3 separate regions of the Homo sapiens genome follow, and all the other regions are linked to region 3. A link is a loop called in an ENCODE intact Hi-C map of the cell type or tissue named here. Cell type or tissue: GM12878. All regions are shown on one strand.

What was found. Peaks named below come from ENCODE experiments on the same cell type or tissue, not always from the same donor. Only the 100,000 strongest peaks of a DNase experiment are listed, where the experiment ranks them.
Region 1: it touches region 3 in a loop (11-fold over the local background); 23 of 110 quality-filtered maps call a loop at or near these places.
Region 2: it touches region 3 in a loop (2.3-fold over the local background); 4 of 110 quality-filtered maps call a loop at or near these places.

The regions. Positions count from the first base shown.
Region 1 is chr14:66,623,357-66,625,856 of GRCh38, forward strand. All of the region lies in intron 1 of GPHN (gephyrin), which reads left to right. Among named protein-coding and RNA genes, the nearest start is that of GPHN, 120 kb to the left of the region's middle. In GM12878, a CTCF peak has its summit at 1,169 (motif pointing right); a DNase peak (open chromatin) is centred at 1,175.
Region 2 is chr14:66,745,538-66,748,037 of GRCh38, forward strand. All of the region lies in intron 2 of GPHN (gephyrin), which reads left to right. LOC124903332 (a long non-coding RNA gene) reads left to right here. Exons shown (of 2, transcript XR_007064219.1): 2 at 1-2,500. Among named protein-coding and RNA genes, the nearest start is that of GPHN, 240 kb to the left of the region's middle. In GM12878, a CTCF peak has its summit at 955 (motif pointing left); no DNase peak of the experiment used is centred here.
Region 3 is chr14:67,116,834-67,119,333 of GRCh38, forward strand. The region is part of intron 16 of GPHN (gephyrin); the gene reads left to right. All of the region lies in intron 2 of LOC105370538 (a long non-coding RNA gene), which reads right to left. Among named protein-coding and RNA genes, the nearest start is that of GARIN2, 71 kb to the right of the region's middle. In GM12878, no CTCF peak of the experiment used is centred here; a DNase peak (open chromatin) is centred at 1,353.

The DNA of each region.
Region 1 (2,500 bases), 490 kb before region 3:
GGGGACACAGCCAAACCATATCAGCCAGCAACCTTGGAAGTTAGTTTGCTTGATCATGTGACTGGCTGCTCAAAGCTGAAAGCAAATACAAAGCCTACTAAAAATACAAAAATTGGCTGGGTGTGGTGATGTGCACCTGTAGTCCCAGTTACTTGGGATGCTGAGGCACGAGAATCACTTGAACCCAGGAGATGGAGGTTGCAATAAGCTGAGATTGTGCCACTGTGCTCCAGCCTGTGTGTTGGAGTGAGACTCTGTTTCAAAAAAAAAAAAAAAAAAAAAGCAAAGTCATGCTTATTGGTGTATGTGCCACTTTCTCAGTTTGTGTCCTCTCATCCTGCCATCCCCCCTTTACCCTGACATCAGCTGCCTCAAGGAGAAAACTAAGTGCCCTGGAGAAATTTTAAAGAAGAGGAGGGACCTGAACTTTCATGGCTTTATTGGATACGGGTTACCAGATCACCATCCTTGGTCCCATGTGGGAAGGGAAAGCTGAACCCAGGGCTTGCCAAAAGGGCTGAAGATGAAGGGGAAGAGCTACCGTAATATTTCACCTCCTTGAGCGAGGTTGCTTTCCAAATATCAGAAGCTACATGAGGGAGGAAACAACTGCAGGGTTTGGACACCAACCCTGGAGCGAGCAGCCAAAGGAGAGAAAAAGTCTACACAGTGCTCCTCATGTCCTTATCGTCCTTTTCCACTCCCAGTACTCTCTGCTCCCCAGATTTTCAGCCTGGAGATATTACAGGCATTTTGTGGCCATTGTAAGCTGTCACATACCAACACTCTGTAGATTGTCAAATTTATGAATGTACCATTTCATAATTTCTGGAAACATGTTTTCTCTTAGTACAGTTCATTAATATGGCATAAGACATGTTTACTGGCAGACTCAAATATCTTTATTTCCTCTGTAATAAGAAGAACTAAATTACTATAGCCCTTGACATGTGCCTGTGAGACACCTTGGTCCGTGTTTTAGTATAGGATCTGTATCTGAATTCAACTGCTAGATTTGAGGAAAGTTTACCAAGGGATATGATGTTAAATTGACCTTGTGGGTAAAGCCCTTGGGCTGATTTCATGTACAAAGTTTACTCTATTAAATAAACGGTTGGGTCTGGTTCTCTGATAGCTTAAGTGAAAAGCTAATGGTGTCCACTGGGTGGCAGCCACCCTCCAGCTCCAAGGACAGTCTAAAAGATTAACTGGTAAGGGCTGATCCAGCACAATGGGCTGAATTAAAAGCCATTTTCTTGGACCAGGGGTTGAGAGACTTCAGTCTGTGTGCCAAATTTGGCTACAATCTGTTTTTCTATTGCTCTTAGCTTGGGAGGATTTTTACATTTTTTAAAGCATTGGGGGAAAAAGAATACACACTTGAGACTGTATGGGGCTTGCAAAGCCAAAACTATTTACTATCTGCTCTTTTCAGAAAACAAGTTTTCTAACTCCTACCTTAGACAGTATTCCTAAGGATTAAGTTATGATATCTTTTTCCTGAGTGTTGGGCTCTTGCCAGTTACTTCACTTGGGTAGTAATAGTAGATTACAGAGACACCCCTCCATGGAGACATAAGCTATGAACTGCCATTTGGAAGGGCTGGGTCACTCATGTTGATGCCTAGAGTAAGTGCCTGTTTTTACAATTAGTCTGAATGGAATCAAGCTGCTGGTCAAGCCTGCACTTGTTAGTGCCTTTCAATCTGGAAACTTGTCTTTTTTTTTCTTCTTCTTCTTTTTGAGGCAGGGTCTTGCCCTGTCACCAGGTTGCAGTGCCGTGGTACGAGATGGTCACTATAGCCTTGACCTCCCAGTCTCAAGCAATCCTCTCTCCTTAGCCTCCCATGTAACTGGAACTACAAACACGCACCACCACACCTAATTTTATAATTTTTTTGTAGAGACAGGGTCTCACTATGTTGCCAAGGGTCTCGAACTCCTGGGCTCAAGTGATCCTCCTGCCTTGGTCTCCCAGAGTGCTAGGATTACACTCATGGGCCACCATGCCCGGCCATTGTCTTTCATTTTTGGAAAATTTTCATATATTATTTACTTGATCAGCCCCTCCCTTCTTTTTTCTTGTTTTGTTTTTCTGGAATTTCTGTTTGGATGTTAGAGTTTCTCAATTTCCCCCCCAATTTTCTTAACTTTTCTTTCCTATTGTCTGCCTTTTGTCCTACTTCTTGGTAGTTTCTTTTCCCTACCTTTGTTTTCAAACCTTCTAATACAGTTTATGTTTCATTTACATTTTTAAATTCCAAGAATTCTTCCTCCAATGCCTGTTTGTAATAATACCCTGTTCTTATGTCAAGTACACAATTTGTCAGTCTCCATCTAATAAAATCACAGTGTGGTTTTTTAAAGACTATTCTGTTTCTTGCATTGTTTATTCCCAAATCCTTTTTGTTTGTTACTGCGTTTAGTTTAATCTGTGCTATTTATGATGCAAGCTTTCTTCACATATCTTGTGATTCTTATATGCAGATTTATATTTAAT
Region 2 (2,500 bases), 370 kb before region 3:
AATGATAATTTGATAGTGATATGTCTTCACCATTTTGTTATATATTGTCAGAAATTTGATGTAGAATAATTCATATGTTAGCAACTGTGGAAAGTGTTGCCAATTATGAAAAAAATGTAAATTTAGATAATTTAGAAATAGTCCACTAAGACTTTTATTATATAGTTGATTATATTAATTAAAGTAACTTGAATTCCTTGACAGTTTACTTATGTATAATGAGTGTTCATGATGCCCTAATTGAATTTTTATTTTTTTAAAATTTAATTTTTAAAAATAATAATAATACAGTAAAAAACCCTTTGTGATCTTTCTTAATAGTCACATCATCACTCTACCCTGCCTATCACAGATCTGTTTTACATCACTATAGTTTGTGTTTTTAAGAATGTCAAATAAATAGAATCAGAAAGTATGACCAGCTTCTCTCAGAGTAGAGTCTCTGAGATATATCCAAGTTGTGTATGTCAATAATTTATTCATTTTTATGGTAGATAGTATTCCATTGTACATATATACCATAGTTTGTTTATCTACTAACCCATTGAAAGACATTTGGGTTGCTTCCAGCTTTTGGCTGTCACAAATAAATCTACTGTTAATATTTGTATATAAGTTTTGGTATGAACATAAGTTTTCATTTCTCTATAAATACCCAGATGTACAATTGCTGGCTCATATGATAAATGTATACTTAACATTATAAAAACCCGCCAAACTGTTTTCCAACATCTGCATCATTTCAGTATTAGGCTCAATCAATTGTCTTATCCCATGTGAATTTGTATCCTGTATTACTTTATAAGACTCTGAGTCTTATTTAGATCCTGTGGAAAATATTGATATTTTTGTTTTGGCCTTCTGTGGATTGTGTGGTTCTAACCTTGGCTCTATTTTACAAGACTTTGGTGTGCAATTTGGATCTGTCATGAATGTGTACCCTCTAGTGGTCACTCTGGGACCAGCTTGTAGATCTGTTCTTAGCTAAGGCCTTTAAATATTTGATATGCTAATTAGTATCAAATCCATAAATGGGCAGATCCAGGGTGAGTAAAAGTTCAAAACAACTTTATGTAGTTGCTTTCCTGGTCTCCCTTCCCTAAGTACTTTCTACTTCCCTTGGGGCTGTTTTTTTTGTTATTGTTGTTCTTCAAAAAAGAAATTGTTTCTTTCTGCAGTTTTACGACATCCTCACACCATTTAGCACTGGTGATAAGATGCCACCAAGGCTACATGGTGGGAAGACAGGGACATAGGGAAAAAATTCTACAGGGTTTGGTGCTGCCCTTTTGGCATTGCTGCTTCTCTGAAAGGTAGGTCGACCTCCCTCAGAGTTTTGACTCCTGCAGTCTCTCATTTCTGTCTTCTTTTATTTTAGCTGCCATGGGACTGTTCAGGGTTTGGGGCATAGAAAAATGAGGAAGAGGAGAGGGGGAAACAAAATAACCTGGAGATTTCTCCTACTCTTTCTCTGTCTGCACTGTAAGTGTTCAGAAAATTTCTCCTGGACCTCACTCACACCACATAGTGCTCAGTTCTGGGTTTCTGGCTTCAGAGGTAGTGGAGGAAAATAAATGTTAAACTCAACATTGGTATTCTTCCCTCATCTGTCTACTAGTGTTAACTTTTCAGAGTTTTCAGATAAGTCTCTAGCCAGGTTTTTTAGTTGAATTAGCATGAGATAAAGAGAGTCTGGTCTTATTTCATCTTACTGGAATCAGGACCCCTAATTGATTTTTAAATGGTATTGTTGATACAATTGTCAGGCCATTTATTTCAGTATTTCACTAAGTAACTTCTAAACTGTGAAAAAAGTAATTATAAAATAAACATCAGGTATTTTTGTTCTTATTTGTATCTTTGACATGAGATAAAGTTTGTGGAAGATTTAACAAGAACATCATAAGAAGTTGACTATAAATTAGATGTTAATTCATTAATTTATTCACTCCACAGAAATTAAACGAGTACTGACTCTTGGCCTGGGATTGCAGATATTATAATGAACAAGATAGGCAGAGCTCCTTCTCAGGACGGGTTAATAGATTTGAGACAGTCATTTATAGTACATTGTAAAAAAAAAAAACAAAACTGCCCCAGAGTTAATGTTAAAAATTGTTTTATTATTTTTTCTTTAAGATAAAACTTTTAAGGGGTCAGGACTCTGGTAATGTTGAATGTACATTAATGCATTTATGTATGGACATAGCTGAGGATTTTGTTAAAATGTGCCTTAAATGATTACATAAATTAAATAAGCAATTTGTTCAGCAGGTTAAAAGGAAGATATTTCATATTTTTGTAAATGAACACATGAAATTTTTTCCTTTAAGATTTTAAATGCCAAATTATTTACTTAGGTAGTGAACTATAGTGTTAACATTAAATAAAAAGAGATCTACATATCTACTCCTATTTCTGTATTAATAAACTGTGATGATGTATCAATAAGTAGGATCATGTGCCATTAGGACTTGAAATAATGGAATATGGTACGTCC
Region 3 (2,500 bases):
CTCTTCCCTTCTTATCTTGTAACCTAGTAAGCCAGGCAATTAGCTTAACGATCAGTTAAACCTTTTTTTCCCCAGAGTTGTGTTAAAAGCTATTTGCAACAGGAACATTCTTCATGAGAGCTCATTGACTTTTCTCCCTCTTTTTGTGTTAGACCTATGTATCTGAACTATCTGGGTGTATCCATAATAACAAGAATTGAGTTTTGATCAATTAATAGATTAAGTTTTCTAGAAGACAGAGAAAGAAAGTGAGATGATTACCACAAATATGTAAAGAGTTACTGACCACTATAAAAGTCAAATCACCTTCTCTTTGCAAAGAGTGGGAAAGCCTTAAATGCAAGCAAACCCATTTCAATACATGAGAAAGAAAGGAAGTCATTACAACCAGTTCAAATAGTATCTTGGGCACTTGATAATTCCATCAAGACTATAGGATTAATTAAGTCTTTAAAAGTACTTTCAAGTGAATAATTGTAGTCATATCAAAAGTACTTCAAAATGACCACTGCAATTCCAGGTTGTCCTTGATGAAATTATGCTTTTTAGAAAGATAAATGTGTGAAAGAGAAAACAGAAGCCAGAGTTATGCCTGGAGATAGTGCAAGTTTATTATTAAATGAACCCATGAATTCATTAGCTACTGGTCATTCAAAAGGGAAAAATAGCACTTAAATATTGTACCTAAAGTCCTCAACAGTAAAGGTTGAACCCCTGGCAGCTAACCCTGAAACCTAACAAGCTAGAATGGGTAGAGAGGAAATCTCTCCCAAAGCCAGTTTCTCATAGACAAAACTAAGAAAAGTTCTTATAGGCACACAACAATGTGGCCAACTGACAGATAGGATGGCCAGTTTCAAATCTTTACTAAGAAAAACAAAAATTAGTATAAATCCAATCAGATAACCAAACAATTCTGGAAACCTTATAACAAAAACAATATCAGCTGTCTTTGGGAGTTCAGCAAAAAAACGATCAGACCTCAAAACAAGGGCTGGAGTTAATCTAAGCATCATAGACAAGGAATCTGCCCAAGCAAAAAGGCAGAAGAGACCTCACTGAAATACAGTATAACCAATAATATAACTGGTGGCAAGAGTTCCTGCCTAAGTCTTGGTAGGATTTTCATAATACCAAAATCCTAATACAAAGACCACCAGGGAAACCTGTTGATCATACAAAATGGTTATATTAAAGTTTCTGAGAAAAAGAAAACATCACCTTGACAATGTTGGGGAGGGAAAAATAATTTTTCCTCTACCCTTGTGAGTTCTTACCTGGGACCTCTATAAACGATAGATTAACAAGAAAAAAAGAGAAGTTAGTTAACATGTATACCTCGTGTATATATGGGACATACCCAAGGGAAAATTAGTAACTCCTAAAGTGATGGCTGAGAAGTCTGGCTTAAATAGCATCTTCAGCAAAGAACAGTACATTCTTAGAGAAGTGATGAGACAAAGGACCTTGAGTCTCTAGGGCCGGCAATTTGTGGGAAGGCAAATATATGGGAAACTAATGATAGATTAAAGGCTAGTTAATAAAGTTTGATATATAAATTCCTCTGGCGCCATCTGCAGGCTGATAAGTGTCCAAAGATTTATCCCTCGGGCCAGGCGCGGTGGCTCACGCCTGTAATTCAAGCACTTTGGGAAGCCTAGGCGGGTGGATCACAAGGTCAGGAAATTGAGACCATCTTGGCTAACACACGGTGAAACCCCTACTCTACTAAAAATACAAAAAAATTAGCCGGGTGTGGTGGCGAGGGCCTGTAATCCCAGCTACTCGGGAGGCTGAGGCAGGAGAATGGCGTGAACCCGGGAGGCGGAGCTTGCAGTGAGCCGAGATCGCATCACTGCACTCACTACAGCCAGGGCGACAGAGCGAGACTCCGTCTCAAAAAAAAAAAAAGATTCATCCCTCCAGGGGTCGCGGGGGGAGTTACCTTTCTTAATTTATGTCCTACTTTTAGGCAAACAGGAGAAAAGCAGAGAGCGTTTCTTATATTTTTCTTCTCAAGTGCCTTCGGCTAAAAAATATTTGTTATGCTGGCATATTTTGGGGTAGTATATTCTGCTACCCTTCAACAGAGTCTCAGTGGTGTTTCACAACTGGGAAGTCATAAGATTTTTATGAGGGTATTTATAGGATTTTGAGGACTAGGGTTGGCCATGGGATAGTTTTAAGGTAGAAGTTATTAAGCAAAGTCCGAGCAGAGATTGGTCGGAATTTGTAAAATAGGTGAATTGGTGGATCACAGTCAGTCTTATCTTCAGAGCATATGAATCCATGTGGAACTACTGTTAAAACAAGTTGTCCATGATCTTATCTTAAAGTATATGGATCTGAACAAGCTTGTGTTAAAAACAATTTATTTCAAGTTACATGTCCTGGTTTGGTACAGTTTAGCTGTTATGCAAATAATGGTATAGTTTTGCAAGTTGATGTTTCTGTTTTATTTCTCAGAAGGAAATAGTTTGTAGGCAAGGCAGCCAATTAT